Linked DNA regions of Mus musculus: all the other regions are linked to region 3. A link is a loop called in an ENCODE intact Hi-C map of the cell type or tissue named here. Cell type or tissue: gastrocnemius. All regions are shown on one strand. Links, peaks and the distances in the headings refer to the core of each region. The heading gives the core; the rest is flanking DNA.

The links. Hi-C counts contacts between places; a loop is a spot of excess contacts. Peaks named below come from ENCODE experiments on the same cell type or tissue, not always from the same donor. Only the 100,000 strongest peaks of a DNase experiment are listed, where the experiment ranks them.
Region 1: it touches region 3 in a loop (8-fold over the local background); 17 of 42 quality-filtered maps call a loop at or near these places.
Region 2: a loop joins it to region 3, with 2.3 times the contacts of the local background. A loop is called at or near these places in 6 of 42 quality-filtered maps.

Annotation. Positions count from the first base shown.
Region 1 is chr7:100,679,914-100,690,628 of GRCm38, forward strand. No RefSeq gene overlaps it. Among named protein-coding and RNA genes, the nearest start is that of Gm35082, 10 kb to the left of the region's middle. In gastrocnemius, for the core only: CTCF peaks have their summits at 4,900 (motif pointing left) and 5,904 (motif pointing right); DNase peaks (open chromatin) are centred at 4,892 and 5,920.
Region 2 is chr7:100,514,750-100,525,464 of GRCm38, forward strand. It overlaps Dnajb13 (DnaJ heat shock protein family (Hsp40) member B13), which reads right to left and starts at 66. Exons shown (of 8, transcript NM_153527.2): 1 at 1-66. The coding sequence starts at 11. It also overlaps the pseudogene Gm8463. In gastrocnemius, for the core only: a CTCF peak has its summit at 6,089 (motif pointing right); a DNase peak (open chromatin) is centred at 6,098; H3K4me3 peaks cover 199 bases; H3K27ac peaks cover 447 bases.
Region 3 is chr7:100,794,042-100,804,756 of GRCm38, forward strand. All of the region lies in intron 2 of Fam168a (family with sequence similarity 168, member A), which reads left to right. Among named protein-coding and RNA genes, the nearest start is that of Relt, 64 kb to the right of the region's middle. In gastrocnemius, for the core only: a CTCF peak has its summit at 4,978 (motif pointing left); no DNase peak of the experiment used is centred there; H3K27ac peaks cover 1,439 bases.

The DNA.
Region 1 (10,715 bases), core at 1,002-9,001, 110 kb before region 3:
AAATGGTCTTTACCTCAGTTCCTGCCCTGACTTGCCTCAGTGACTGAATCATTACCTGGAAATGTAAGATGAAATAAACCCTTTTCTTTCCAAGTTGCTTTTGGTTAGTGTTTTGTCATAGCCACAGAAAGCAAACTAGAACAAAAAGATACCCAGACTGGGGGCTGGGGAAGCAGCTGTATCTTGCTCTCTGGGACCTCCTCCATGGTAAAGGGATCTTTCCTAGCCATCATGACCAGTCATGCTGCTTGCTTGAGACAGCAGACGAGATGTTTTCTATGCTTTGTTTATTTTTGTTTATGTGGGTTTTTATCTTGTGGGGGAGTTGCAGCAGGGGGGGTGGATACAGGGGATGGGAAATGAGTGGGACTGGGGTGCACTCACAAAAATCAGTAAAAAGTTTAAAAAATCATTTAGTGAATAATCTTTAAAAATATATTTAAAAGAGTCGTTTATTTGTTTAATATGTATGTGTGCCTGGTCTAGTGCAAGAGTAGCAAGTACATTCAACTACTGAGCCATCTCTTCAGTACCGCCATCTCTTCAGTACCTAAATAAATACGTCTTTAAAAATTCACTGTGTCAACTTGGCTGGCCTGGAAGTCAAAGAAATTCATCTACCTGCCTCTGTCTCCTGAGTTCTAGGATTAAAGTCCACTACACCAGGTGGGAAATTTTTAATTATATTTATTTATATATCTATCCATTTATTTATTTATTTATTTATTTATTTATTTATTTATTGTGTGTGTGTGTACATGCACACATATGTGTCATGGTAAGTTTGTGTTGATCAGAGGACAGCTATGGGAATTGGATCTTCCATTGTGTGGATCTCAGGTTTCTAGACTTGACAACAATCACCTTTATTCTCTTACGTATCTTGCTGGCCTCTTCATGTCCTACACAAGACCACCTTATTCAAGGCCCAGCTCGAACTGTCTGGGTCTACCATAGACATTTTCCAAGACACTGGCTGCAGGGCGAGGAGAGGAAGGTGTCACGGTCCCAGTGGTCTAAGAGACAATTCCAAGACAGGACTGCCCCAGGAAGTGACTTCTCAACTACCGGCCCTTCATACAGACAAAACTCCTCGCCTCCACTGAGCAACCCACCCACATTCAAGTGCTGCTCACAACACCAAGTATTTTTGAGATTTTGCTCCAGTTTTATGTGTTTGCGGTAGAACTATGAATAATTTAAAAATGAATTTGAACACATTTACCCTCTAGTCATAAAATGGCAAGAATCCCAGCTCTTTACAGGCATAAGTGTACCTAGTGCTGAGGAACTTTTAAAAACAGCCAGGATCAGGCAGGAGATCGGGTTCTGTGTAGAAAGCTAAGTCTACATTAAACGAAATGAGAACCTCCTCTTCTGCCTGAGCCTCAGTATCTGCTTCGCTCCTCCCCTGTCTGCCAGTTCTAGGAGGGAAAAGTCCCAGGGAAGGAAAGGGATTGGCCAGCTTCTGTCCTGTGTTCATCTTCTGACCAATGACTAGATTCTGTTTCCTGAGGAGGAGAGCACGTGCTGATGGCAGTATGAAACAATGCCCCATACATCCGATGAGACAGCAAGGCTCCTGGATGCAGAATATTATTCAAAAAGGAGATGTATGGGCTGTTAAGATATGGGAAGTTCTGGGTACTGACCTCAGCAAAAAAAGAAAATAGTTAATAGGTTTTTAAATTTCCTTTTTGTATTTAAAGATGTTTATTGTATGCATGAGTGTTTTGCCTGCATGCATCTCTGTACACCACCAGTGCCAGGTGATCATGGAGGCCAGAGAGGGCACTAGGTCCCCTAGAACTGGAGTTACAGTTATGAACTGCCATATGGGTGCTGGGAATCAAACTCCAATCCTGTGGGAGAGCAGCCAGTGCACCTAACCACTGGACCAACTCTCCAGCCCTAGGTTTTTTATTTTTATATGAAGTGCTCCCAACCCCCATATGCTGCTTCAATTTCTTTTTTTTTTTTTTTTTTTTTTTTTTTTTTTTTGAGATTTTACTTAAGCCAGGCATGGTGGTGCACACCTTTAATCTCAGCACTTGGGAGGCAGAGGCAGATGGATCTCTGGGAGTGCAAGGCCAGCCTGGTCTACAGAGTGAGTTTCAGAACAGCCAGGGTAACACAGAGAAGCCCTGTATTCCTAGATGCTCTCCTTCATCTATATCCATGCAGCATGTACATGTGGTACCCAAGGAGGCTAGAAGAGGGCATCAGATCCCTGGAACTGGAGTTAGAGAAGGTTGTGAGCCGTTTTGTAGATGCTAGGAACTGAACCCTGGTCCTTCGGAAGAGCAGCCAGTAAACCTAGCTCTCCTTGTGTCCCCTCATCTCATTCCTAGGGAGGAAGTAATGTGATTCCCAATTCTTTTGGTTTAAAGCTATAAATACAGCTGTTATTGTATAGAACCTTGGAGCATACTTTCAGGATTGCGTGAGGATTGGTCATGTAGCTCAGGTGGTAGAGTGCTTTCCTGGCACACATAAAATCCTGGGTTCAATCCCCAGCACTGGATAAAACTTGGAGTAGTGAGTGATATACACCTGTATGTCCAGTACTTGGGGAATGGAGGGAGATCAGGTATTCAAGGTCATCCTTTGCTACATAGTAAGTCTGGGGCCATCCTGGGCTACCTGATGCTCTGTCTCAAAATATGGAAAAAGCATTGCTTAAATTTGTACACAAAATGAGTGTCATTTTCTTTGTTCTTAACTAGGTTGATTTTATTTTTTGTCAATAGTGGTTTGAAAATACCTGTGATTGCTACTAGTAACAGAGCCACAGTCACTGCTATTACTGCTTACAATCATAATAGAAGGAAATTAAGGTTCATTCATTAAGGGCATTTTAAAATATTTATTTTTATTATTCTCACTTATGTGTAAGTATGTATTTGCATGTGGGTAAGTGCACATGAGTACAGGTGCCCACAGAGGCCACAGGTGTTAGATCCCCCAGGAACTGGAGTTACAGACAGTTGTGGGTCACCTGATGTGGGTGCTGGGAACTGAACTCAGGTCCTCTGGAAGAACAGCAAACACTCTTAACTGCTCAGCGATCTGTATGGCCTTCTTTTATTTTAGAGAGGATTTTATTGTGTTTCCCAGAGTGGCTTCAAACTAGAGCCTTCTTTCTTAGCCTCTCAAGTGTTGGGATTACAGGTGTTCACTACCACGTCCTCACAGACCTCATAAATGGCAGGGGTTTGTGGAGCCCAGATCAAAAGTGCATTTTCTAGAGCTGGTGTTCCTAAGAACCATGGTGTCTGTCCCACATGTTAAAATGACCCTGGGCTGGTTTCTGAGTGACCTGGCATTCTAACTGACCACAGACCCATATGTTCAGCTCTATCTTTCTGAACACAGCTGAAGAGCTACCACCCCCACAGAGTCCCCCTGAAAGGTCTGGACTGAGCTCTGAGCTCCTCTGAGTGTCCTAATGTTAAGGGCCTTCCTGTACCAGTCACAGAATCATGGCACTGTCTGTGCTCTTTAATCTTCTCAATTGGGGTCATGAATATTCATTAGCTCCTATTAGAGATTCCCAGGCTTTGGCTTGATGTAAAGCCAGGGGTGTGTGTGTGTGTGTGTGTGTGTGTGTAGTATATTTCTGGAAAAGTATATAGGAAGCGTCATAAGAGACATGGTAGGTTACAAAAAGTAGCCCTGTCCCTCTGTGCATGACTTTTTTTTTTTTTTAATCTTTTTACTGGGCATGGTGGTGTACATCTTTAGTTCCAGTATTTGGGAGGTAGAGGGAAGCAGATTCCTATGTGTTTGAGGGCAGCCTGGCTTAAAGGGTGAGACCCTGATTCAAAAAGTAATTTTTATTTTTTTTAAAAGATTTATTTATTTATTATATGTAATATACACTGTAGCTGTCTTGAGACACACCAGAAGAGGGAGTCAGATCTTGTTACGGATGGTTGTGAGCTACCGTGTGGTTGCTGGGATTTGAACTCTGGACCTTCGGAAGAACAGTCGGGTGCTCTTACCCACTGAGCCATCTCACCAGCCCCCAAAAAGTAATTTTTAAAAAGTGTATGTGTGTAAGGAAGCCTTGAAACAGCCAGGTGTGGTGGCGCATGCCTTTAATCTCAGCACTTGGGAGGTAGAGGCAGGCGGATTTCTGAGTTCAAGGCCAGCCTGGTCTACAAAGTGAGTTCCAGGACAGCCAGGGCTACAGAGAAACCCTGTCTCAAAAAACAAACAAACAAAAAAAGGAAGCCTTGACGCATACAGCTTTCTCCTCTTGTCTTACCATTTTTTCCCTCTCTTCTTGTTTTCCCTTTCCCTGTTCTCTCTCTCTTCCCTGTTATCTCTCTCTCCCTTCTTTCTCTCTCCTTCCCTTGCCCGCCCTCTCGCACTCCCAGACAACACACACACACACCACACCTCGAATTTTACTTAGTCCAAGACGACTTTAAACTTCTAATCCTCCTGCCTCCACCTCATTATGCCCTGAGATTGTAGGTATATACCCTCACACCTGATTTCACCAAGGATGGTTTTTTTTTTTTTTTTTTTTTTTTTTGAGACAGGGTTTCTCTGTTTAGCCCTGGCTGTCCTGGAACTCACTTTGTAGACCAGGCTGGCCTCAAACTCAGAAATCCACCTGCCTCTGCCTCCCGAGTGCTGGGATTAAAGGCGTGTGCCACCATGCCCGGCCCAAGGATGGGTAGCAAACTCAGTGCTTTGTGCTTGTTTGACAAACACTCCGCCAACTGAGCTACATGTCCAGCCCAAGAAAGTAACTTAAAAGCACATCAAATTATCTGCCTTCACTCACAGACCTTCTGCTCTAACAAGATAAAGTACCTTGAATTGTTTGTTGGTTGAAGACGAACTCCAGCTGCTAGCGAGAGGCATTACTGCACCCTTGTGGACATATTTGGTTACTGCATCCAGCTCTGTGCATCTTTATCAGAACAGCACTTTTCAATGCTTTGGCCATGTTGATAACAAGATAACAAAACGTCATTCTGTAACATCTTCTTACTGTTCTTCCACAGGAGATTATTATCAGAGTCAAGCCTGGATGTCAACTACCAACCACCTTTGTGGCCCGAAGGTGGTTCTGACCAACAGCCTGTTGCTCATAAAGAGGAGATGAGTTAAGAGGTGGAGGGGAAGGGGACTGAAGGGTCTTCTGAAGTTCCCAGATCTGGCTTTGGCATTCTCAGAGCACAGTAGGAGGACCTTGGTCATTCTCACACGGTTGATGCCCTCGAGTCTGGCACTTTTCTCTACTCCAGTAATGGCGATAGAGAGTTAGTGTGAAAGCCAGGAGAATGGCCCCTGGCATCCTGGATAGCACAGAGGAGACCCATCCTTGTGGACAGTCACAGGATGGCAGAAAAAAGATATATTGTGTGGAGTGGAAAACCTTGGAGATGTTTTGTTGTTGTTTGCTTGTGGGGTTTTGTTTTGCTTTTGTTGTGTGATAGGAGCTCACTTAAGTTGCCTAGGCTGGCCTTGAACTCGCTATGTAACCTAGGCAAGCAACACTTCCTGAGCAGGGGTTGATGACAAGTGTGGCCCTACCCTACTCCCTACAATCCGGAAGTTTCATGTCTGTGGCTATTTATTTATTTATTTATTTATTTATTTATTTTGGTTTTTCGAGACAGGGTTTCTCTGTGTAGCCCTGGCTGTCCTGGAACTCACTCTGTAGACCAGGCTGGCCTCGAACTCAGAAATCCGCCTGCTTCTGTCTCCCAAGTGCTGGGATTAAAAGCGTGTGCCACCACACACGGCAGAACAATTTCTTAGCACTTGTAAAGCCCTGCCTTTGATTCCCAGATTACAAAATAAAGGAACAATCTAAGGGCTACTTGCTGTCCCAGGTGGTGGTGGAGATCTAGCTTGAGACAGAAGATGTAGGACCTAGCCGGCAGATGGCGCTGGTAGGCCTGCAGACCTGGCCCAGCCCAGCTTTCTCTTGGAGGCCTGCTTCAGAGTCCAGTGACATGGTGAAGGCTGGTTTGTGTTCCTTCTAGTATCTCTGTCTCAAGGTCTTATAAACCAGCAGTCCTGGCACAGAGGTGCAAATATAAAATAACTGTAATAGGGAGAAACGTTCAAGATGAGAAGTAGGGCAGGAGCAATTCCAAAAACTGCTACCCAGCTGCACTGTGACCAGGGTCCCAGGAAAAATAATGGCAAAATGGAAAAAGAATGTATTTTGCTGACATAAATGCTAGGGACAGGCACTTTTAGTAGGGTGGGCAGGGGGAAGGAAGAATTCCGTGGCAGTCACCTTGGATCTTCTGTAGAGGACGCATCCTTGTGATAAAGGAAGAGCCCTTGGTTTTTAGTACTGCACTGTCAGGCGGTTTCTCCTCTGGTTAATTCAAAGATGCCAAGCTGTCAGTCTGGGGACATGAAACAAACCTTCCAGGCCTTACAAGTGGGTCAGTCCTTTTAATACTGTGAAGTGAAGAAAAAAAAAATCCTGTGCTAGTTAGGACAGTCTGAGACAAAAACTGAATCTTCCCAATGAAAAGTCACCTAACCAACAGCTTGTTGTTGTTTCTTCAGGACATGGTTTCTCTGTGTAGCCCTGGCTGTCCTTGAACTTACTCTGTAGACCAGGCTGGCCTGGAACTCAAAGATCTGCCTGCCTCTGCCTCCCTGGAGTGTCTGTATTAAAGGTGTGTGCCACTGCCGCCGCCACCACCACCACCACCACCAGGCTGAGCCACAGAAGTTTTAGACTCCACCTATCAGAACAGTGCATGAGGGGCTCAGCTTGTCACTTGGGGCCTTCCTAGCTCTCCCTTGAGCCACATTCATCCTGAGGTTGCCTGAGGCTGTCATAGATTCCATCATCGCCAGACATTGTGATGTTATGAAACCTAGAGGTAAATATCTAGGAAATTTCCTTTCTTGTCTCTTTTGTCCCATTTTTCTTTGGTTAGGATGTGTCTCTTAAAACTCTGCCTCTTCCCTAGCCCCTCCCCCAGCACACTTGATCTTTATCTTTATGGCCAGGGGGTGTCTTAGTTACTTTTCTATCACTGTGATAAAACACCATGACCAAGGCACCTTATAAAAGAAAGCAATTAATTTGGTGCTCACAGTTCCAGAGGGTTAGAGTCCATCATGGTGGGAGCATGGCAGCAGGCAGACATAGCCGAGAGCTCACATCTAAGTCCACAAGCACAAGGCAGAGAAAGCTAACTGGGGATTGCTTGCAGTTTTGAAATCTCAAAGTCTGCCCCCTGACACACCTCTTCCAACAAGGTTATACCTCCTAATTCTTTCCAAACAGTTGCACCAACCGGAGACCAAGCTTTTAAACATATGAGCCTAAGAGGGCCACTCTCATTCAAACCACCGTGTGTGTGAGTGTGTGTGTGTGAAGCCTGACAATCTGATCTGAGTTCAATCAATGTGTGTGTGTGTGTGTGTGTGTGAAATCCAGGGGAAGACCTATACCAGGTCAGACTTCGACCAATGGTGATTCATTGCTGTCAACAGAGAAGAGAGTGCCCACTGAAAAGTAACAGACTGCCTGACATAATATTCTTTCATATGGTCTCTGATTAAAAAACTCATACATGTTTATTATGGAGTATTTGGGAAATCCAGAAAGGGGTGAAGAGGGAAATAAAGAGACGGGGAGGAAGCTTGGTAGATTGCTTGCCTAGCATCCCGCCTTACCAAGCCCTGGGTACACACTTGGGATTCTAGCACTCAGAGGTGGCTGCCAGATGATCTGGAGTTACAGCTACATAGTAAGTTCAAGGTCAGCCTAGGCTACACACAACCATATCTCCAAAAAGGGAAGAAAGTGTAACCTCATATATCATATTCTACTGAGACCCAACCATTTGCATCAGCTGCACCAGTTTTCTCCGTCTTTGCATTCCATGGACCCCAACCTTCTCTGGGTTGCTCCAGGCCTTGAGGTCGGCCCCTAGCTTTTGAAAACCACCTTCTATTTAGCACACAAATGGTGGTTGCAGGCTATGGCCTCAAACTCTTACCTCCATCACTTCTTTCTTTTTGTCTGTCTATCTGTCTTCCTTCCTTCCTTCCTTCCTTCCTTCCTTCCTTCCTTCCTTCCTTCCTTCCTTCCTTCTTGTATGTGTGCACCTGTGTGCATGCATGTGTGTGTGTGTGTGTGTGTGTGCGCGCGCTCTCGCACACATGTATGTTTGTGTGTGCATGTGTGTGTGTTTGCATGCACACATACACACGTCACAGCACGGGTGTGGAGAACAGGCGATGACTTGTGGGAGTTGGTTTCTCCTTCTACCATGCTGGTCCTGGAGGATGAACTCAGGTCATGAGGTGACTTGATGGCAGGTGTCTCTACCTGCTGAGCCATCTTGCAGGTGGGCCCCCTTACATATCCTCTTTTTATTGGATTGTCTTTATGTTGTGATAAAGTTAATAGATGATAGCACAGACAGCAGGTGTACGTAAAGAATATGATGAACACGTGTGAGCTCAATGCCTCATCTGGAACACAGAGCCTCATCAATGGTTCGAGGCCTGTGTGCTTATTGATTATACCCATCCTTCATCCGAGTGCTGCCGCTTCCTGTTTTAGTTGGTGTTCTGCATTGCCTGCAGACTCAGTCTTTCGCTCACTCTCCTGGTGTACAGGTTGCTTGCTGGGCAGCAGCTCCAGGCTGCGCTTGGCGTGAGGCTCGGCCTCCTGTGTGGGCTGGCTGAGTTAACTTCAGGCTGGGTCTAGATGTGGATCTGCTCTACGTGTACTCATTCAACTTGGATCGGAGTCCCCCTAGGGCATATTCTTTCCATGGCAGCTCCCTGAGGTGGGAGAGCCAAGTCAAACAGCACAAGCCCATTTAAGGCCACTGCTCTCGTAAAGTCTAGGAACATTCCACAGGCCAAAATAAGCCATATAGCCCAGCCCAACTTTAATGGGCTCCACTCCCTTCTTAGTGGAGGGAGGTGCAGTGACTATTTGCTAAGCCATAATCAAGATGAGCACAAATAGGCACAAAGTGAAATTATGTACTGATGAAAGATAATAATAATGATGGTGGTTTGATGATAATAATTCCCTCCCCCCCCTCCCTCCTTTCCTCCTTCCCTCTCTCCAGGGACTCATGTAGCTCAGGCTAGTCTCAAATGACTATATAGCTGAGGATGGCTTAATTCCTCCTGTTGTCACCTCAGGAATGCTGGGATTACAGGTTTGTCAAACTCGATCTCATATTGGAGATCGACCCCAGGACAGTGCATGCTACTCAGTCATTCTGCCCACTGAGGTACATCCCTGACCCTTTCTTCTTTTTGACATAAGGGTGTGTAGCCCAGGCTGCCCTCAGACCCATGATCCTCCTGACTCAGCCTCTCTAGTGCTGGGTTGTCCGCCATTGTGTGCCTTCACTCCCAGCTTAACAACTGTCCCCTAATGTCACCCCCAGCTTAACAACTGTCCCCTAATGTCACCCCCAGCTTAACAACTGTCCCCTAATGTCACCCCCAGCTTAACAACTGTCCCCTAATGTCACCCCCAGCTTAACAACTGTCCCCTAATGTCACCCCCAGCTTAACAACTGTCCCCTAATGTCACCCCCAGCTTAACAACTGTCCCCTAATGTCACCCCCAGCTTAACAACTGTCCCCTAATGTCACCCCCAGCTTAACAGCTGTCCCCTAATGTCACCCCCAGCTTAACAACTGTCCCCTAATGTCACCCCCAGCTTAACAACTGTCCCCTAATGTCACCCCCAGCTTAACAACTGTCCCCTAATGTCACCCCCAGCTTAACAACTGTTCCCTAATGTCACTCCCAGCTTAACTGTTCCCTAATGTCACTCCCAGCTTACCAACTGTCCCCTAATGTCTTATGCTTCCTGGAGCATTAACAACTTCATTTATCCTTTGTTGCAATTTTCTTTTCTTAGAAGTCACTTTCTTGGGACAATCTACATTTTACAGATCTACATTTTTAAAAAAAAAAAGATTTATTTATTATGTATACAGAGTTCTGCCTGTGTGTATGCCTGCAGGCCAGAAGGGGGCAGACGATCTCATCATAGATGGTTATGAGCCACCATGTGGCTGCTGGGAATTGAACTCAAGACCTCTGGAAATATCCAAGATACAAATTACAAAACACATGAAATTCAAGAAGAAGGAAGAGGCCAAAGTGTGGATACTTCAATCCTTCTTAGAAGGGGGAACAAAATACCCATGGAAAGAGTTACAGAGACAAAGTTCAGAGCAGAGGCTGAAGGAACGACCATCCAGAGACTGCCCCACCTGAGGATCCATCCCATAAACAGCCATCAAACCCAGACACAATTGTGGATGCCAACAAGAGCTTTGCTGACAGGAGCCTGATAAAGCTGTCTCCTGAGAGACTCTGCCAGTGCCTGACAAATACAGAAGTGGATGCTCACATCCATCCATTGGACGGAGCACAGGGTCCCCAATGAAGGAGGCTAGAGAAAGTACCCAAGAAGCTGAAGGGGTTTGCAGCCCCCTAGGAGGAACAACAATATGAACTAACCAGTAGCCCCAGAGCTCCCTGGGACTAAACCACCAACCAAAGAAAACACATGGTGGGACTCATGACAACAGCTGCATATGTAGCAGAGGATGGCCTAGTAGGTCATCAATGGGATGAGAGGTCCTTGGTCCTGTGAAGGTTCTATGTCCCAGTGTAGGGGAATGCCAGGGCCAGGAAGCAGAAGTGGGTGGGTTGGGGAGCAGGGGGA
Region 2 (10,715 bases), core at 1,544-9,543, 280 kb before region 3:
TCCAGCCCCATGGCTGGTACCAATGGGTCTGTTTTTCCTCAGACTCCAGCCTCTGTTAGTTTGCGTTCTGTGGTTGCTCCTGACAACCACGAGTGGCACCCTGGGAATTGTAGTCTTTCCATCTTGAACAAATGGTCCTGGGGCGCTCATAACTGGTTCCGTGATCCCGAAAAAGGTCACACAGCTCAGAAACTGGAGTTCCCGAGCGCCTTTTTGCTTATTTTTTAGTACAGAAATCACCTTTAATTTAAAATATTCAGAACAAAGCCGGTTGTAGTGGTGCAACATCTTTAATCCCAGCACTCAGCAGAGGTAGTTGTGGGCTGGAGGCTAGCCTAATGTACATAATGAGTTTGTTGTGAGTCTGGGGTCGCCCAGAGATACGCCGACTCGGTTTTGGTTTTAATAAATTAGAGGCTTTTTATAATAAAGAAAAGAAAAGAGGAAAGGAAAGGAAAGGAAAAAAGGAAAAGAAAAGAGAAAAGGAAAGGAAAGGGAAAAGGAAAAGGAAAAGGAAAAAGAAGGAAAGGAAAGGAAAGGAAAGGAAAGGAAAGGAAAGGAAAGGAAAGGAAAGGAAAAAGGAAAGGAAAGGAAAGGAAAGGAAAAAGGAAAGGAAAAGAAAGAAAAAGAAAAAAACCACAAAACAAAAACAAAACTTCAGGACCAAACTAGAGAGAGTTCTCTAGGTAAGACTCTGGCTATTTTTAGACAAAGTATTATAAAGAAAAGGTTCACAAAGTTATAATTTTGGGAGCCAAATGAACTCATATCGTGTCTGTGTGTGGTCAAGGTTTGGTTTTGTAGCAGCCATGCAACAGGTGCCTCAGCCATCCAAGCAAGCTGGCGTTTCACATAACAGCAGTTAGCCTGTTTAATCTTGTGACCCAAACCTTGTATGAGTAGCAGAGCCAGTGAAATGTTTCGTAACAATCAGCAATTTTTAAACAATAGTCCACCTGTACCAGGAAGTGGTCCATCTCAGGCCTGCTCACCTGGCACATCAGGTAGGGGCAACTTCCTTATGGCTTATACAAGTTAAAAACAATTTTGTTTCTACAAGCCTAGCACAGTAAATTTATCCTCTAAACATACTGTTCACTATCACAGGTTTCAGGACAGCTAAAGCTACATAGTGAGAACTTGTCTCTCTTAAAAGTGTTTGTTGTTTTGTTTTGTTTTTTGAGAACGAGTTGAGTATGGTGTAAGACCAGCCTTGGCTATGTACTTTATAAATACTTGAATAAGTACTTTTTTTTCTAAAAAACAAATGTATTTGGCTGATTATTTATTTAGGTTTTTGGTTTTTCAAGACAGGATTTCTCTGGGTGTCCCAGAACTCACTCTGTAGACCAGGCTGGCCTCAAATTCAGAGATCTGCCTGCCTTTGCCTCCCAAGTGCTGGGAATAAAGGTGTGCGCCACCACTGTCCAGCTCTGGTTTTTTTTAATTGAAGGATAGTTTTATATTTTTAGAAAAACGAAATTAAAATGTTCTCATCTTCCCTCCACCCAATTTCCCTGTTAGTGTGTGCCATTAGTGTGCTACATTAACTGCTAGACAGCAGTTAAGAGCAGATGCTTACACAGGACAGAGGCAGCCCTGAGCTCTGTCCCAGCACCCACACTGGGCAGCTCACACCAGCCAGGAACTCCAGCCCCAGTGGATCAGACACCCTCTTCGGCCTTCTGTGCTCACCTGTCCTCACCAGCACATAGCCACCCAGAGACATCCACACATACGCATACCGAAAATAAAATCTTAATTAAAAAAAAACTAAAAAAAGTGATACAATTGTCATAAATATGAATAATATCAATGTCCTCCCTCTCCCTCCCTCCCTCTTCCTCTTCCTCTCTCTCTCTCTCCCTCTCTCTTCCTTTCCATGTGTGTGCAGATGTGAGTGCATGTGTGTGCATACTAGAGGGCAGAGATTGACATTGGATGCCTTCCTCAGTTGCCCACTTTGTTTTTTAATTAATTTTTCAAGACAGGGTTTCTCTGTGTAGTCCTGGCTGTCTTGGAACTTGCTCTGTAGACCAGGCTGGCCTCAAACTTATAGAGATTCATGGGCCTCTGCCTTCCAAGTGCTAGGACTAAAGGTGTGTGTGGTCACCACCTGGTCCTATTTGTTTTATTTTGCATGTATAATGAATGTTTCGCTTGCATGTGTGTATGTGCATCATGTGCATGCCTGGTGCTTTTGGAGGCCAGAAGAGAGTGTTGAACCCTCCGGAACTGGAGTTTCAGATGGTTGCAAGCTGCCATATGGGTGCTGGGAATTGAACCTAGGTCCTCTGGAATTAACGAGTGCAACTAACCACTAAAACATCTTTCACATGCACACTTTATTTTTGAAACAAGGTTCTCAATGAATCTGAAGCTCACCAATTTGGCAAGTCTGGCTGGCCATGCAGTTCCACAGAACCATCTGTCTACACGTCTCCATTACCTCAGCTCTGAGGTTACAAATACATGTCACCATGCCCAGCTTTTCAGAGTCTAGTCTGAGAACCTAGACTCAGGTTGTCAGGTTTGCACAGCAGGCACTTTATCCAGGGAGCCGTATCCCCAGTCAGTCAGTCATCTATCTATCTATCTATCTATCTATCTATCTATCTATCTATCTATCTATCATCTATCTATTTATCTATCTATCTATCTATCTATCTATCACCTATCTATCTATCTATCTATCTATCTATCTATCTATCTATCTATCTATCTTATCTATACCTATTTGTCATATGATCATGTTACTAGGTGCATGTCTGTGCACCCCACACTTTAGCAGGAGCTCACAAAAATCAGGAGGAGGCATCGGATTCCCTGGAACTGGAGTCACAGGCAGTTGTGAGCTGCCATGTAGGTGCTGGGAACCAAAGCAGGGTTTTCTGTAAGAGCAGTAAGTGATCTTAACTGCTAAGCCATCTCTCCGGCTCCTATTTTTCCTCCTTATAAAACTGCTTATTGGGCCAGAGAGAGCAGGACCAGAAAAAAAAACCCTGCTTATTTGCTCAAAGATCAATCCTGGAACATCTCTGGCTGGAGGAGCATCATGTAGTGTCCCCTTCCTGTCCCCTCCCTGTCTGCTTGTCCCTCTCTGCTTCTCTTTGTGGCTTTACTGTACATGAACATGTCTGATGATGTTTGACAGACAACTACAACTGGCTCGTTCTGATCACTTCTAACACACCTGCCCTTTCATACTTTAAATTTTATATAAATGATATCCTGTACAGACAAGTCTCTTGAGCAGTGACGTTCACAGAGGGCCTATCACTCAGCTGTGAGGTAGCCTGATGCAGTTGTTCTCATTTTCATCGGCAATGTCAGCATGTGAGCTTGACCTTCCCACCCATTCCTGATGTCAACACAGTGAGTTTGAGACCACCCTGTGCTACACAAGAGTCTGGCTCAAACAGGCAAGATGGGGGCTTGAGCTTGGATTCCCAGCACCATGTAAAAGTGAGGTGGAAGTGTAACCTCAGTGCTGGCAGGCAGAGGCAGGTGTGTCCTGGGGTTCACTGGCCATATGGGAAACCTGCACTTCCTGGTTTCCACCTGAGCACACATGGGAAAGCACACCCTTATACACGCATGCAACAGACATGCAAAAATTCCCAGCCACGAGGACAGAGATGAGTCTCCTAAGAGAACAGATAGCAATCTCCTAAGGAACATACATTTTGCCAAGAATCACAGGACCTAAAGAAGTCACAGAAACCATGACCAAGGTCACGAGTGCACTCTTGAGGATATAGCAAGGCCTTAGTAAAGCCTACTGAGTTTAAGCACAAGGCTCCAAAGGAGACCAACTGTAAGCTCAACTGATTTGTTTACAGTGTTCACCCCAAGCTTGGGATAATAGGATCTTTCAGCCCAAGGACAATACAAAGACTCAAACCAAGGTTCAGGCTCCTGCCATACTTGCAACTCCAGCTTTGGCTCCCAGAAGTGCCCAGACTCCCCATGACGCCTCCATAGTAAAGGTCTCTGCCAACACAGACACAGGGGCATGGTCGGGAACTCTGGACTGCTTTTTCCCTTGGGTTAGTCTCTTCCTGTGTTGTTAGCGTAGTATGTAGTTGTAGATGGATATCATCAGTTATCGGATAATCTGAGTCCTGTGGCTCCCAGTATGAGGTTCTAAGGACAAAAATAGCTTCTGTGTTATTCTTGTCCAATGTGAAACCTAAATCGAATGAGGAAATAACAGATAAACCCAACCCAAGAGCATAACTCCAATTGGATTCTGTTCCGAACTCATCAGGCTCATGAAAGACAAGGAAAAGCTGGGAAACTCCGTCCGAGAAAAAGCACTGTAATGTGCTCCATGCTCCTGGATCAGATCCTGGGCCACCGAGGACAGGGTGGCTAGGAAAGGCGTTGCTAGGATAACAGAATGCAGCCTGCAGACTGGGTAACAGGACAGAAACAATGGTGATTGCCTTGTTCTCATAGCTGCATAGTGATGAGGCAGGAGAATGACTTTCACTTTAGCAAAAGCATCCTGGAGTATTTTAGAATGACAGGGTGGAGTGTTTATGCATTACACTAAAATGGGCCAGGAAAAACATACAGCATATACAAACTGTGTGTACAGAATTATAACAACTGAACAGGAACATACAGGACTCTTTTGTACTGGTGTGTGTGTGTGTGTGTGTGTGTATTAGTCAGGGTTCTCTAGAGTCACAGAACTTATGGATAGTCTCTAAATAGTAAAGGAATTTATTGATGACTTACAGTCGGCAGCCCAATTCCCAACAATTGTTCAGTCGCAGCTGTGAATGGAAGTCCAAGGATCTAGCAGTTACTCAGTCTCACGCAGCAAGCAGGCGAAGGAGCAATAGCAAGAGCTAGACTCCCTTCTTCCAATGTCCTTATATTGTCTCCAGCAGAAGGTGTAGCCCAGATTAAAGGTGTGTTCCTTAAACTCGGAGATTCAATCTTCTGGAATCCATAGCCACTATGGCTCAAGATCTTCAAACCAAGATCCAGATAAGGATCTCCAAGCCTCCAGATAAGGGTCACTGGTGAGCCTTCCAATTCCGGATTGTAGTTCATTCCAAATATTGTCAAGTTGACAACCAGGAATAGCCACTACAGTGTGTGTGTGTGTGTGTGTGTGTGTGTGTGTGTGTGTGCGCGCGCGTGTGCCTGTGTGCAACATGGGTCCCTGCACAGTTGTACGTGCATATGAAGGCCAGAAGTCAATATTGAAGTCAATGTTGGGTATCTTTCTCCTTTGCTCTTCATCTTATTTTTTGAGGCAGTGTCTCTCACTGAACCTGGATCATGGATTGGCTAGACTGGTTGACCAGCAAGCCCCAAAGATTCTCCTGTTTCTACCTTCTAGCAACAAGCTTTCAGGCACACCTCACTGTCATTCATGCTCAGCTTTTTACATGATTCCCGGGATCATGATTCCCAGGATCTAAACTCTGTACCTCATGTTTGTGGAGCAAGCACTTTACCCACTGAACCACCTCTCCCCACCCCCCACCCTTTCTCTGTGTGTGCATGCGTGTGTAAACACGCAGAGACTGGTTCTCTTGAATGTCACCTGAGCTCTAAGGACCAACCCTTATCATCAAGCTTGGCAGCAAGTTCCCTTGCTCACTGAGACGTCTTGATGAAACGACTCCCCACCTTTTTATGGATTCACTGGAACTTGCTATGAGATAAGACCAGGTTGTTTACCCCCTGCCTCTGTGCTCCAACAGCTGCGATAAGAGGTGCACACCAGGGCTGGAGAGATGGCTCAGTGGTTAAGAGCACCGACTGCTCTTCTGAAGGCCCTGAGTTCAAATCCCAGCAACCACGTGGTGGCTCACAACCATCTGTAATGATAACTGAATCTGTTCTGGGGTGTCTGAAGACAGCTACAGTGTACTTACATATAATAAATAAATAAACCTTAAAAAAGGAGGTTCACACCACATTTTGTATGATTCTTGTAAATTTTACACATGATTGAAATAATTTAAAATAGAATACAAAATGTATATACACAAAGAAGCCTTTATCCATGGTGAGGACTTTGGCGGGCAGTGAGAGATCCAGGCACTTCTCACTGGACGTCACAAGGGGGCGCTGGAGAACCGGGGAAGGCGTCTTTGCCGAAAACTGAGCTGCTTTGCTTTACAGCAGACAAGATGGACAACAGAGAATCAGAGCGGTCACAACCAGGACATCAGCTCTAGAAAACTCTAGAAAACATAGTGGTGTGGGTACGGAGAGCAGACCCAGTGATGAAGAGCATTTGCTGTTCTTGCAGAGGACCTGAGTTTGATTCCCATCACCCACAATTAGCCAGCTCACTCTTGCCTGTAACATAGCTCCAGGGGAATCTATGCCACACACATATCACGTGACACACACATATTTTAAAGATACATAATTTTAAAATTTTTATTAGATATTTTCTTTATTTACATTTCAAATACTATCCCGAAAGCTCCCTATACCCTCCCCCCCACCCTGCCCCACAACCCACCCACTCCCACTTCTTGGCCCTGGTGTTCCCCTGTACTGGGGCATATAAAGTTTGCAAGACTTAGGGGCCTCTCTTCCCAGCTACATATGCAGCTGGAGACACGAGCTCTGGGAGTACTGGTTAGTTTATATTGTTGTTCCACCTATAGGGTTGCAGACCCCTTCAGCTCCTTGGGTACTTTCTCTAGCTCCTCCATTGGGGGCCCTGTGTTCCATCCAATAGATGACTGTGAGCATCCACTTCTGTATTTGCCAGGCACTGGCATAGCCTCACTAAAGATACATAATTTTTAAAGGGGTGTGTGTGTGTGTGTGTGTGTGTGTGTGTATGTGTGCGCACATTGATCAGGCCAATGTCACCTTCATCTTGTTTCCTGTTTTGTTTTTAATTTGATAACATCTTTAAGTTGATACCTTAAAGTTGGCAGTGAGATCTCAGATTTACATAGCGCTTTGCACCTAGTAGTTTTTGCTTGTTTGTTTGTATGTTTGTTAAAACAAACCCAGTTTGGTCAAATGTGAATTCATTTTGCTTTTGTACTGATAAGTTAATATTTATACAGTTTAAAAGGCATAAAAATTGCTTGGCATTATTTTGTTTGAGAGCATGGAGCCAGGCGATGGTGATAGCGGTGCACACTTTTAATCCTAGCATGGATTCCAGTACTTGGGAGGCAGAGGCAAGTGGTTCTCTGTGAGTTCGAAGGTTAGCCTGGGCTACAAAGGAAGATCCAGGGCAGCCAGGGCTGTGCAGATAGAGCCTGTATCAAAAACAAAATAAGTAAATAAAACACAAGTGCTGGAGAGCTAGAGATGGCTCAGGGATTAAGTGCTGGCTCTGTGAGGACCTGCCGGATGACTACGGTAGAAGGACGGCTGACTGGAGTGTCACCTCACCACGAGTCAGGGTCCATCCTCTTTACTATCACTTCTTTCTAAGGGATCAGGGGTTTGAAAGTGATAACATCACACCAGATTGTCTCAACAGCGTGTGCAAATCTGATTCTCCCATAGGGCAACCTGGACCAAGAATTCACAGCTCAAAGGAAGTCTAGTATTCTTTAATTTCAAAAAGTGTTACTCTGGGGACTGCAGAGATGTCTCATTGGTTAAGAACACTTGGTATTTTACCAAAGGCCATGTTGAGCAACTCACAGATGCCTGTAATTTCAGCTCCAGGGAATCCAGCGCCCTCTCCTGGCCTCTACAGGCACCCACAACAATGGCATACATGTACGTACACACACACACACACACACACACACACACACACACACAGAGAGAGAGAGAGAGAGAGAGAGAGAGAGAGAGATAAAAATAAACCTTCAGGGTCTGGAGAGATGATTAAGAGCACTGAATGCTCTTCCAGAGGTCCGGAGTTCAATTCCCAACAACCGCACCACATGGTGGCTCACAACCATCTGTAATGGAATCCAATGCCCTCTTCTGGTGTGCTGAAGACAGAGACAGTGTGCTCACATTGTACATAAAATAAATATATCTAATATAAATAAATAAATCCTCAAAAAGAAAATTTGAAAACAAAACCCTACTGTTAACCTTCATTAATCTAGGGAGTTGTGGGGGGATGGGTTTTCAGATGGGCTCTTACATTCAAGCTGGTTGCAGACTCACCCTGTTGCTGAAGAGGTCTTGAACTTCTGACCTTCTCGCTTCAGCTTCCAGAGTACTGGGAACACAGCTGTACACCACCATGCCGAGCTTGAGTCAGAGAGATTTATTGACCACAAGAGTAAGAGAGGGGCCATCACAGGGTGTGCTTCCAGCACCTCTGACTGGTCAGCGCTGCTCTATAGGACACAGGTAGTCTGAAACCCCATTGGTGTTGTGCATGGCTCAGCACAGGGTCAGCTCCTGAGGTGGGGGTGGGGGGCACCAATAGACTGGGTCTCTCTGCATCTCTAAGTTGTATGCATACGGTTCTGAATATATAACTTTTCCTCTGAGGAACATTTTATTAATTTTTCAATGAAAGGTAAGACCCTAGAACCATGGATGCAGCATGCATTTTGGCAGTTGATGGCTGCTGGGGCTGGAGTTGGTGGTGGAAGAGTCCTTATTTGAGGGGGACAACTGTAGGATACCAATGTGCCAGTAGGTGGTCTCACTCTTGTATACATGTGAGCAGCACTAACTGCACTCAGTGGGGAAAAGAAGGCCTGAGGGGACTGGAGACCCGGCTCAGCAGTTAAGAGCAATTGATGCTCTTGCTGAAGACCCAGGTTCGGTTCCCAGGACCCACATGACAATTCACAGCTGCCTATAAGTCTAGTTCGAAGGAATGTAATGCTCTCTTCTGGTACCCATCTGCAACTCCAGCTCTAGGAATTCCACTCCTCTGGGCTACGTAGGTATCTGTATTTATATGCACATACCTATACATAAGTGCACACATACATACAATTAAAAATGAAAAAAAACCATTGTCCAATTATATCTGATAATAAATGCATATATTCCAAACAAAACTATGCTGGAGACCTTAGCTTTTCCTGCCCTTGGAAACATTATCTTTTGTAAGCAGAAAAAGAAAGAAAAAAAGTCCTCATCTTTTAGATGTTGTCGTTTGGATGAGGACAGTCCTCACAGGCTCATACATTCGAATGTTTGAAGATTTGGTCCCCAGTTGGTAGAACTGCTTGGGAAGGATTAGGAGGTGTGGCCTTGTTGAAGGAGTTGTGTCACCGAGGGTGGGCTTTTAGGTTTCAAAAGAATTGTTCTGCTCTTTCCAGCCAGCACCAAGCAATGGGCATCTCTCAGGACAACTGGCACAAGCACTGGAAGACCAGGGTTACGAGAAAACCCTATCACAAGAAGCGGAAGTATGAGCTGGGACGGCTTGCTGCCAACACTAAGATTGGCCCTCGCCATATACACAGAGTCCGAGTTCGAGGAGGCAGTAAGAAGTACTGTGCCCTGAGATGGGATGTGGGGAATTTTTCCTGGGGCTCTGAGTGTTGTATTCGCAAAACAAGGATCACTGATGTTGTCCACAATGAGCTTGTCTGCACCAAGACCCTGGTGAAGAACAGCTTTGTGCTTATTGACAGCACACCATACCGACAGTGGTCCGAGTCTCACTATGCACTGCCCCTGGGCCGCAAGAAGGAGGCCAAGCTGACTCCTGAGGAGGAAGAGATTTTAAACAAAAAATGATCAAAGAAAATTCAAAAGAAAATACGACAAAAGGAAAAAGAATGCCCAAATCAGCAGGCTCCTGGAGGAGCAGTTCCAGCAGGGCGAGCTTCTCGCCTGCGTTGCCTCAGGACCAGGCCAGCGTGGCCGAGCAGAGGGCTGTGTGCTCGAAGGCAAGGGGCTGGAGTTCTACCTGCGGAAGATCAAAGCCCAGAAAGGCAAATGAGCCTCATTCATAGTGTAATAAAGGTGTTTGCTGTTCTTAAAAAAAAAAAAAAAAAGACTTGTCCTGTCCCCCGTGTGCAGTGTTGAGGGCTGGGAAAGGTGAGGCAAGGAATTACAGACTCTGAAGGGAAGATTGACAGACTCTGCTGACCGGGAACGGGAGTGAACCTAAGGCTTTGAGCCTTTTCTGACGTGAGGAAAATAAGATTGTGGGGAGGGAGGAAATACTTGTTAGACAAGATATGGGCAAGCTACTCAACATCTCAACGGACTGTGCTGTAGACACACGGTTGCTGGAATTTCCAACCCCAATAAGCCCGCATAAAAAGCATGCAATCCAATTGTTATAATTGTAAGCTATAAGCCTATATCTACATTAACTTACTCCCCAGCTATAAGTCCCTCGCTACTTGTGGTTTCTCCTGGCCACAAGGTTCTGCTCCATCGTGGCTTTTCTTCTTCTTTTCTTCTTTCTTCTTTCTTCTTTCTTCTTTCTTCTTTCTTCTTTCTTCTTCTTCTTCTTCTTCTTCTTCTTCTTCTTCTTCCTTCTCCTTCTCCTTCTCCTTCTCCTTCTCCTTCTTCTTCCTCTTTTTCCCTTCTCTCTTCTCTACTTGCCCCCACTCTCAAAGACCTCCCGTCCCACCTTTTTTTCTACTCTGGCCAATCACAGGCTCTAGCTTTTATTGGCCAGTTAAAATGGGGAGAAGGAAGGCTCACCTGCTCATGGGCAACCCCATTTGAGGAAGCAGAATTAACAGTAGAATACAAACAGCATCAGGACAACCCAAGACAACACAGTGTAGAGTTCACCTGCTTAAATAGTCCTTAAAGCTATA
Region 3 (10,715 bases), core at 1,211-9,210:
CTTCAGACCTTTTTTTTTTTTTTTTAAAGATTTATTTATTCATTTATTTATTTATTTATTTATTTATTTATTTATTTATTACATGTAAAGTGCACTGTAGCTGCCTTCAGACGCACCAGAAGAGGGCATCGGATCTCATTACGGGTGGTTGTGAGCCACCATGTGGTTGCTGGGATTTGAACTTCCGACCTTCGGAAGAGCAGTCGGGTGCTCTTACCCACTGAGCCATCTCACCAGCCCCCAGACCTATTTTTTAATTTATTTAATTTTGTGCTTGTATGCCACAGTATATATCTGGAGGTCAGAGGACAATGTCAGGTGTCACCAGCCCTTGCCTTTCACTTTCTTTGAAGCAGGTTCTCTCTGTTGCCACTGCACTGTGTCTGACAGATTTGCTGACTTGTGCGCTTCCGGGATTCTCCTACGCCTGTATCCCATCTTACTCTGAGTGTAAGGATTACAGAGACGCAGTACTGTGCCAGCTTTTATATGGTATCTTAGTTACTTTCCTGTTGCTGTGACAAAACATTGTGACCAAGGTAACTTATTAAAAAATTGTTTAATTTGGGGCTCACACTTTTAGAAAGTTAGAATTCAACACTAAGGAGCATGGGGGCAGGCAGGCATGGTGCTGGAACAGTGGCTGGGAGCTCACATCTTAAGACACAACCATGAGGCAAAGAGAACTAACTAGGAATGGCTTGGGCTTTTGAAATCCCAAAAGTTTACCCCCAGTGGCAATATGTCCCCACCTTCTAATAAGTCCAGTTCTTCAATAAAACCATACCTCCTAATCCTTCCCAAACAGTTGTATCAACTAAGGACCAAGTATTCACTACCTGAGCCTATGGGAACACTCTCATTCCCACCACCACACACGGGGCGGGGTCATAGGGAGCCAGACTTAGGTTGTTATACTTGCACAGCAAACTCTTTACCCACTCAGCCATCGCTCCAGGTGCCAAAGAATTTTTCCTAAGGCTAGTATGTTTATGGCTTTCTATTCAGGCTACATATGCTGTAGTGGACATAGGCACATTTAGGGAGGTTGTGGCAAAGGAGAAATGTTTAAGAAAAAGCAAAGCTTCACATAAACGATTTGAAACAAAGACCATCGGTTACAGGGACAGTTCAGAGGACGGTGTGGCTTGTTGGTGACATAGGTCTTGCTAGGTTAGGTCCTTGTGCCACTGGATTATTTGCACAAATAATGCAGTCTAGAAGTACTTTTTGCAATAAATCCTGTAATAGGCATACATGCAGGAAATACCCCACTGCAGACATAGGTTCATACAGACTCCTTCCTCATGACCTTCACTTTGATAGGTTTGATATAACAACTCTGTTTTGATATTTGTAACTTCCAGAATCTAAGCTCTACTACTGATAGGCTGTGGCACATTGGTAGAGTTATTTTAACCTTTCTGATTTTTAGTTTTCTCAACTATAAAATGAGATAATGACCTAAACCAGTGGTTGGTTCATGGGTCTAGTACAGTCCCTAGCCAATGGTTATTGTAAAGCACAGCAATGAATATGCCTTTTGGAGAAAAGAGATTGGAATATAGAGATGGAGATTTAGAGCTGTGCATAGCCCAGCAGATAGAAGGCTTTCCTGGCATGCACATAGCTTAGCATTTAATCTCCAGTACTGCAAGAGAAAAACCAAACCAAATCCAGTATGTGATGACATCTGATAAGTTATTACACTTTTGTGCCTCAATATATAGTCTACAAGAAAAACACAAAAAAAGGTTCGAAGTTGTGGTGGTTTGAATATGCTTGGCCCAGGGAATGGCACTATTCGGAGGTATGGCCTTGTTGGAATAAGTGTGGCCTTGTTGGAGGAAGTGTGTCACTGTAGGAGTGGGCTTTGAGACCCTCCTCCTTGCTGCCTGGAAGACAGTAGTCTTCTCCTGTTTCTTCAGAACAAGATGTAGAACTCTCAGCTCCTCCAGTGCCATGTCTGCCTGGACATTGCCATGCTTCCTGCCGTGATGATAATGAACTGAACCTCAGAACCTGTAAGCCAGCCCTTATTAAAATTTGTCCTTTATGAAAGTTGCCTTGGTCATGATGTTTCTTTACAGCAATGAAAACCCTAAGACAGAATTTTTCTTCACAAGGGGGCAAAGAGTAGTTAATGTAACTGTGTCTGCTATCAACTTGCTCTGTGGGTCCCAATCTCATTTAGAAAATAATTTCAAGACTTAAGAATGTATGAAGCCTTTACCTTACCATTATATAAATGAAAAGATGGAGAATTTAGTGATCTGTAGAAATGATCTGGGTTGGAGCTGGGCATTGTGCTGTATATTCACTGTCTCGCTACCACAAGTTAATAACTAACGTTTCATCTTCCTTTTCCCATATTCTGTCCTGGGTACTTCCCACTCTTATGCTGACTGAAACCAGTTACAGTGCCCTATGAATTTTCTGGTTTCAGACTGTAGCAAACAACATGTCCAAATGTTACAAATACTTTAGCTGAGTATGGTAGCACATACCTATAATCTCTATATTCTGGAGGTAGAGGCAGCAGGATTGAGAGTTCAAGGCCAGCCATAGCTATAAGTTTATGACTTCCTCCCCACCTCCAAAATAAAACTAAAAACAAAACAAAACCAAAAACAAAAAAACAAAAAACCAGCATCCAAAGAAAACAAAACAAAATCCACAATCTGACATTCCTAACTCCCCATTTCTCTCTTTCTTTTTTTCACTAACGAGGCAGCCAGGACTACATAGTGATCCTGCCTCAAACAAGCAAAAAAGGTGTATCAGTTTATCAGCTAGAAAACCTTGATAATATTAATAAAGCTGTCAGCCTACAGAGACAATAAATGATCTGATATGTCTAAAACATATGACTAAAAAATAGTCTTTTCAGCGGCCAGATCCCTGCTCAGTTCTCTGCCTGTCTGTCTTTCTGTGTCGGTCTGTCCCTCTTGATTTCCTGGAATTGTTTTTAAGAGTATCTGATAGCTATACTTGCTATACTTCATGTGTGTGTGTGATGAGGGTGTGCATCCATGTTGGTTGTCCTCCTTACCTGCTCACTACCTTATTTTCTGAGACAGGCTCTCTGATTTTTAGACAAACTCACTGATTTTCAGTCAGACTGGCTGGTCAGCAGATCCCAGGAGTCAGTCCTCCTGTCTCCACCGCCCCAGAGTGGGATAACAACATATAGTCATATTTGGATTTTTATGTGGGTTCCAAACTCAGGTACTTACGCTTGCAAAGAAAGCACTTTACCTTCAGCCATTTCCCCTGTCCGGTGCTCTGTTCTTTACATAGAACTTCCCCCAAGGTTTTCTCATTTAATTTGAAAACAGCTTTAGAGCGACAGCGCTTACTTTCCAAGAGAAACAACTGGGGGATCAGCTTCAAGGTCATACTATCTATATAGCAGGACCTAAACTAATCACAGATTTTTTTAAAAATTACAAAGTAAATGCTTTTACTGCTATGGAATATGTGGCTATTTTGGGTACCACAGTGATTAGCATCTCAGATGAGCCAGGAAATCAAATTCAAACCCCTGAAGTTGCTAACACTCTTTTGATGAAGCTGGTTTCCTCTGTTCAGAAAAGACCCCTCAGGTCACTTACCTTTTTCAACTTCACTGAAGAAGAAGCTGATGGAATGAACGGTTTGTACTGTAGTTATGGGTGCTTTCCTTATTGCTCAATCTAATGAACTGGTTTTAGACTTCATCTTAACTTGATGCTTCTATGCCAGTTGATACCCTTAATGCCTCCTTCCTTTTAAGTCTTTCCTCTTTTCTTTCTTTTTTTCGGGGGAAGAAGAGGTAGGATGTTTTCCTGTGTCTGAGGCTTCAAGGGATGACTTTGAATTTCATCCTGATTCTCTTGCCTCCACTTCCATGGAACTGGGATTGCAGGCATATGCTCTGACCTGTGCATTGCTGAGGTCAGACCCAGGACAAGCACTCTGCCTTGAGATATTTCCCTAACTCCTCCTCCTCCTCCCTCCCTCCCTCCCTCCCTCCCTCCCTCCCTCCCTCCCTCCCTCCCTCCCTCCCTCCCTCTTTTATTTTTTGAAAAAGCATAAAGCATCCCTTTTGAACACATTTTTTGTGGTGGGGCACACATCAGAGCATTCATGTGTGTCAGAGGACAGCTTGCAGGAACTGCCTTCCTCCTTCCCAGGATTGAACTCAGGTCTTCAGGCTTGGTGACAAGTCTTCAGGCATGGTGACAAGTGTCTTTACCCATTGAGCCATCTCACTTGCCTCTTCCTTCCTTCCTCCCTCCCTCCCTCTTTTATTTTTTGAAAAAGCATAAAGCATCCCTTTTGAACACATTTGTTGTGGTGGGGCACACATCAGAGCATTCATGTGTGTCAGAGGACAGCTTGCAGGAACTGCCTTCCTCCTTCCCAGGATTGAACTCAGGTCTTCAGGCTTGGTGACAAGTCTTCTTCAGGCATGGTGACAAGTGTCTTTACCCATTGAGCCATCTCACTTGCCTCTTCCTTCCTTCCTCCTCCTTAAAGCAAGCTTCCTTTGCTTTTCTTTAATCTGCTACGAAATTTCTGTTTACTTTTGTTTGTTTTTCTTCTACTTCTTCTGCTGTTTCTGAGTTGTAGTTTCCTTTCAGGGTTTTCTCTGTTCACCTATTGAAAGTTGGTGTTGCCTGAAGGCACAGTTGATATCTAAATACTGACCTATAGTGTGGTAGACACTTCCTTTGAGCTTCTGATTTATTTATCCTAGCTATCTTTCCAACATCTCCGTGACTGTCTCATACATTGCTCAACTTACTTTAAAATTGAGCACATTACCTTATTTTCCCTTAAAAGTTCTTTTATTCTAGCAGTCTTTGGTTTGTACCACCCTAACCTTCTCAGATCAGAAAATATTGACCTTGATAAGACGTTTCTCTCTTCTGCATGCAACCAGGAACAGGAGCAGAATTCAGGAAGAAGCAGTTAGCACCCTCTAGTGTTATAGTCTTCATGTAGACTTTAGCTCTGTAGGTGTGCCAGCGCCCATACTAGGACCTTTAGTCCTTAGCAGCTGCTAGTCTTGTATCTCTCAGCCTAGATTATGTGACCGTTGGCTCTGAGGAGTTGATAGCTCTCTGTAACTCTTCTGGTGATCAGAGTCTTCAATTTCTCTTATTATTTTATTTATTTTTTTAATTAAGACAGGGTCTCACAGTGTAGCTCTGGCTGGTATCAAACTCTGTATAGACCTAATTAGCCCATTTGTCTGGCTTTGGCTCTTGAAACCTGGGATTAATGGAATGTACCACCATGATGGCCTTTTTAGTCTTCTTTCTGCTCTCTCTTGTTTGTGTCCCCTCCCCCCATCTCTCCTTTCTTCCCCACTTCTTATGTGCGCACACTCACCACATTCTCTGTGTCACATATGAGCCAACACACACACACACACACACACACACACACACACACGCAATAAGGTTGGAGAGATGTCTCAGCAGTAAGTGCACTATCTGTGTTTACAGTGGACCTGGGTTCATACTTCAGCACCCATATGGCAACTCGTAACCACGTAGCTCTACTTCCAGGTGATCCTGCAGCTTCTTCAGGCCCCTGGGGCACCAGACTCCTAGGCAGTAAACATGCATACAGGCAGGCAAAATATTCATACACATAAATAAATAAACCTTTTTAAAATAAATAAAACAATAAAAAGCAATAACATTTGGATGTCACTATCATTAGTTTACATTAATCATTGCTGCGATTAGTTATTACAGTAATAACTACCATTAGTTATTATCATTAAGGTGACAAGGTATTTTATAAACATTGTCTTCATTTGCAATTTTTCAGGTAAGTGCTGTTATCATTTTTCATGTATTTATTTAGTTGCTTACTCATGTTTTTTAGTTTCAGCTAAGCAACATTTTCAGGTTCTTTCAGCTTATAAGAGTCACCATAAGTAAAAGGTTTAAGAAACCTGTAGAGGGTACTAGGTCCTTGTTCAAAGATAAGCAATAAAGAAACCAGGAATATTAGACACACAGGGTTGTCTCTTCAGTGGAAGAAATGGATACCTGTTTTCTGCCGAGAAAGCTGGGAGTGGATGCTGGTGCTCTGTGCTATCAGAGGAGCCCACTCCAGCCTCAATCCCCAGACTGTTAGGTTTATCCCAGACTCTTTCTCCCTAGGCCCTTATCTTGAGCATCACTTCTCAGTCAATAGAAGCCTTCCTTAGGAGAGATGTCACATCTTCTTTGTAGCTTGGTGACCTCTGTGATAACCCCAGATCCTCCCCAAGGCCCGTAAGCTACAGAGCCCATTCATAGGGAAGAGATGGAATGTACTTTACAGAATAGTTTTGAGGTAGTTATGCTTTTAGCTTTATTGTGATGATTGTTACCAGGAAACTTCTTTCCAAAACTTGCACTGTGCTTAAATATGGCTAAAATAAATTGCCGGTGTCAGACTCTAGAGCAGTGGTTCTCAGCTTTTCTAGTGCTGTGACCCTTCAATACAGTTCTTCATGTTGTGGTAAACCCCTACTATAAAATTATTTTTTGGTACTTCATAGTTGTAATTTTGCTACTGTTATGAATGGTAATATCTGATATGCAGGATGTCTGATATGTGACCCTTTTGGAGTCTCAACCATAGGATGAGAACTGCTGCTGTAGAAGTTTGATACAACACTGGCTACTGAGTTATGTTAAACCAATTGTCCTTGCCTCCTGCGGATTTTACTCTACCAATCCTGGTGTTTGCAGAGACCTCCCCCACAGAAAACTTTTTCCTTTGAGAATCAGTTTTCCTATGTAGCCTAAATCCTAAAATTATGGGCATGCGCCACCATGCCTAGCATAAGTATACTTAAAAGAAAAGTCATCATGGGAAAACATACACAGTGCAAGATTTCCCATTTTATTCATTTTGAGAGACAGTCAGTCTTCATGCTTCCATGTGTGTATATAGAGGCTAGAGGGCATCCTTAGGTTTCATATTTCAGGAGTTACAACCTTGTTTTTTTGAGGTAATCTCTCACCTACTTGGAACTTGCCAAGTAGGCCACTCTGGTTGGCCACCAACCCCCAAGAATCTGCCTGTCTAAAAATAAGTAAAAAGTAGAGGGCTTGTCTAGCCTGTACAAGGCCCTGGGTAGTCCCAGTCCCAGCACACATATCCCTGCAAGTCTAGAGGTGACATTAGTGCAGGTAGCATTGACTTATTAGATAGGCCAATGATTTCAAAATCAATACTCTCATGACTTTCAGCTTTTTCCTCTTGATCTGAGATAACTACAATAACTCTTGGCATTGTGTGTTTTGTGTAATTAAGTTTTGTGGGGTTTGTTGGTGGTGGTGGCTTGTTTGTTTGTTTGTTTGTTTGTTTGTTTTTTTAAAGAGTTGCAATTAAAGAGATGGTTCAGTGGTTAAGTGAATAGCTACTCTTCCAGAGGACCTAAGTTCAGTTCTCAGCACCCATCACCTACCTGGCAGCTCACAACTGTTTGTAGCTCCAATTCCAGGGGTTCAAATCTAGCCTTCACAGGCACCAGGCCACATGCAGCAAGCATACTTAACATACATGCAAACAAAACATCCATATACATTCAAAGAATAATAGTAAAAAAATTTTTTTTAAGGATATAGAGGGATATAAATGGCTCTCCCTGTCACTAATAAAACAAAGACTTAACAGAATTCCCCCAGGAGAATTTTTTTGTGTCATTGGTCAGAACTAAGTTACATGGCTTTCCTGGGCTTTAGAAGAGCCGAGAAAGGAGTATTTTAGCCTCAGAGCAAGGACAGACACAGCAAAATTAGTTGAGAGTGAGTGATGAATTACCCGGTCCACAGCAGCAACCACAATGCTTAGGCAGGTAAATTAGTTTCTGTCTCACTCTCTGATTTTGTCTTTAAGATGGGATCTTGTGCTATAGCTCGAGCTAGCCTTAAACTTGTGTAGCCCAAACTGTAAATTTGTTTTTCTAGCTATTTTTCTCATCTGTGCAACAAAAATAATGGTAGAACCTATCTCATGAGCATTGCAACAGGGAATTTAGGTCCTCTGCCCAGAACAGTAAGTGCTTTTAACTACTGAGCCATCTTACCAGCCCACAATTGATTTTTTCACTATAGTCTTAAATTCCATGAGCATTGCAACAGGGAATCTTTAACAAAAAGAAACAAACAAAAAAGAATCCCCAAAAGTACCTACTACACAGGCAGCAAGATCTCTGTAAATTTGAGGCCGACCTGGTCTACATAGTGAGCCCCAAGGCACCCAGGATGACAGAGAGACCCTGTCTCAAACAAACAAAAAAGTACCTACAACTTCGCAAAATATTTGCGTGTAATTTGAATACAGCCTTTAGAATTTTGAATATTCTTCCAGTTTTCTAGCCTGTCATACAGGACATGTGTTCCTGAGGTTTAAGGGAAAGGCTAGTCTGTGACCTAATGCCTGGTGAATGGTGTAGCGCCTGCTCTTCCAGTGGACTGTGATGCCTCCTTGGGGAAAGCCAGGGCTCTAAAAATCCAGTGGTTCACCTTCACTCACTAGCAAAGAGAAGAGAAGTGGAACTTAAATACGTAGAAGAGAAGATATAAAAATTGGAACTGGCATCAATGAAATAGAGCAGAAAATAGAAAATAGAATAGAGAGAAAATCTAGCAAAAAAAAAGTCTTTTAAAAAGGTTAGTAGACTTGGGGGCTGGCAAGGTGATGGCTCGTGGTTAAAAGAACTGGCTGCTCTTTCAGAGGACTGGATTCAATTCCTAGCACCCACATGGTGAATTACAACTGTCTGTAACTCCATTTCCGGGGATCTAGCACCCTCACACAGACATACATACAGACAAAACACCAGTGCACATAAAACAAAAATAAATCATTTTTTAAAAAAGATTAGGAAAATTGGTGCGGGGAGATATCTCAATGGTTAAGACTCTCCTGCAGAGGAGCTGAGGTCAGTCACCCACAACCATCTGTAACGCATTTCTAGGTAACCTGAGCTAACATCCTCGTCTGGGTTTCTCAGGCAGTGCATGCACATGGTGCAACACATACAGGCAAAATATTCATGCACATGAAATATTGTTTTAAAGAATCAGGTCATGGAGATATATACCTGTAATCCCAACGTTTGGAATCTGTGGCAGGGTGGTGGTGAGTTAAGGTTAGCTTTAGGTACATCATAAGATCCTGTCTCCAAAAAAATACAGGGGATATTACTGCCAGTCGTGTAGAAATAAAAAGACATATGAGAGTTTGCTATGAGACAATTGTATGTTGTCATCTGAGACACCTAAGTGAAATGGACAATTTCCTAGGAGAACAAACTATCAACACTGACTCATGACAAAATTAAAAACAAAATAACAAAACAGTTCCCCACACCACCCTGAAAAACTGAATAGACTTTTGACAAAGATAATTAGTTGTCAAGAAATGTCCTGGAAGGTAGTCGGGCGTGGTGGTGCACGCCTTTAATCCCAGCACTCGGGAGGCAGAGGCAGGTGGATTTCTGAGTTCGAGGTCAGCCTGGTCTACAAAGTTCCAGGACAGCCAGGCTACACAGAGAAACCCTGTCTCGAAAACCAAAAAAGAAAAAAAAAAAAAAAAAAGTAAGGAAAGAAATGTCCTGGAAGGTAAGCTGGAGACCAGATTGAGGTCTACCAAGTATTCAGACAAGAGCAAGAGTGCTCTGAGAACACAGCGAACTCTGCCAAAATGTAGGCCAGAAAAGGAACACTTGCTAATGCATTCTAAGGCCAGTATTGCCTTGATGCCCAAACCAGATAGGTATACTACAAGAGTGGGAAATAATATCCCACTGGACACATGTAAAAAAATCCCTCAACAAAACATTCTATTTGAGATGCTTAATGTGTTCCATCTGTTTGTATTCAACTAGATACTAGTGTGTCTGAATATCTTTTCCTTTTCTCCTCCCTAGTCAACTAATTTTTCTCTCTCTGGATTGCTGGACTAGATTCTATTAGATGATTTTGATTTCTTGTTGAGTGATCTGAGCTTTTATTCTGCATATCAGTCCTGTGTGATATGTATTAAAATGTCTTCTGTTTCTGTACTTATCAATTTTCTTTTGTCATACAGACTTTCAGATTTTTGATAATTTAGATATCTCACGCATTTCATAATTCTTTCTTTTTGTCTTATCTAAGAAGTACTATTTTCCTACACCTTTTGATTTATATATGATTTTTAGTTTGAGGGGTCTCGCTGTGTAGTTCAGGTTATCCTCCAGCTCACAGCTGTCCCACTCCAGCCTTTTGGGTACAGGGAGAGACATATACCACCAGGCTAAGGATTTTATTTGTTTTGTTTTGTCTTCCGAGACAGGGCTTGCTCTGTAGCTAAGGAGGATTGACTCTCGGTATGTAACCCAGGCTGGTCTTGAATGTGATCCACCTACTGCAACCTCTTGATTTGCTGAGATTATAGGTGTGCTTGTTTTATTTCTGAAATTGGAGAAGAAAGATGGGAAGGGGAGATATAACTTATTTGGGGGGGAGGAACTATGTTTTATTAAATATGAACAATAGTTTCCCTTTTGCTACATCTCTTTAAATAGAATAATGAAGTAAAATAGTCAACATGGGAGTGAAAAAGAAATTTATGGACTAATCCATCAATTTGTAAAATTGACATTGTCCTTTTATCTGTTTAGAAAATAAATGCACTGAGATCAGAGACCATTCACCAACAACCTTTCATTG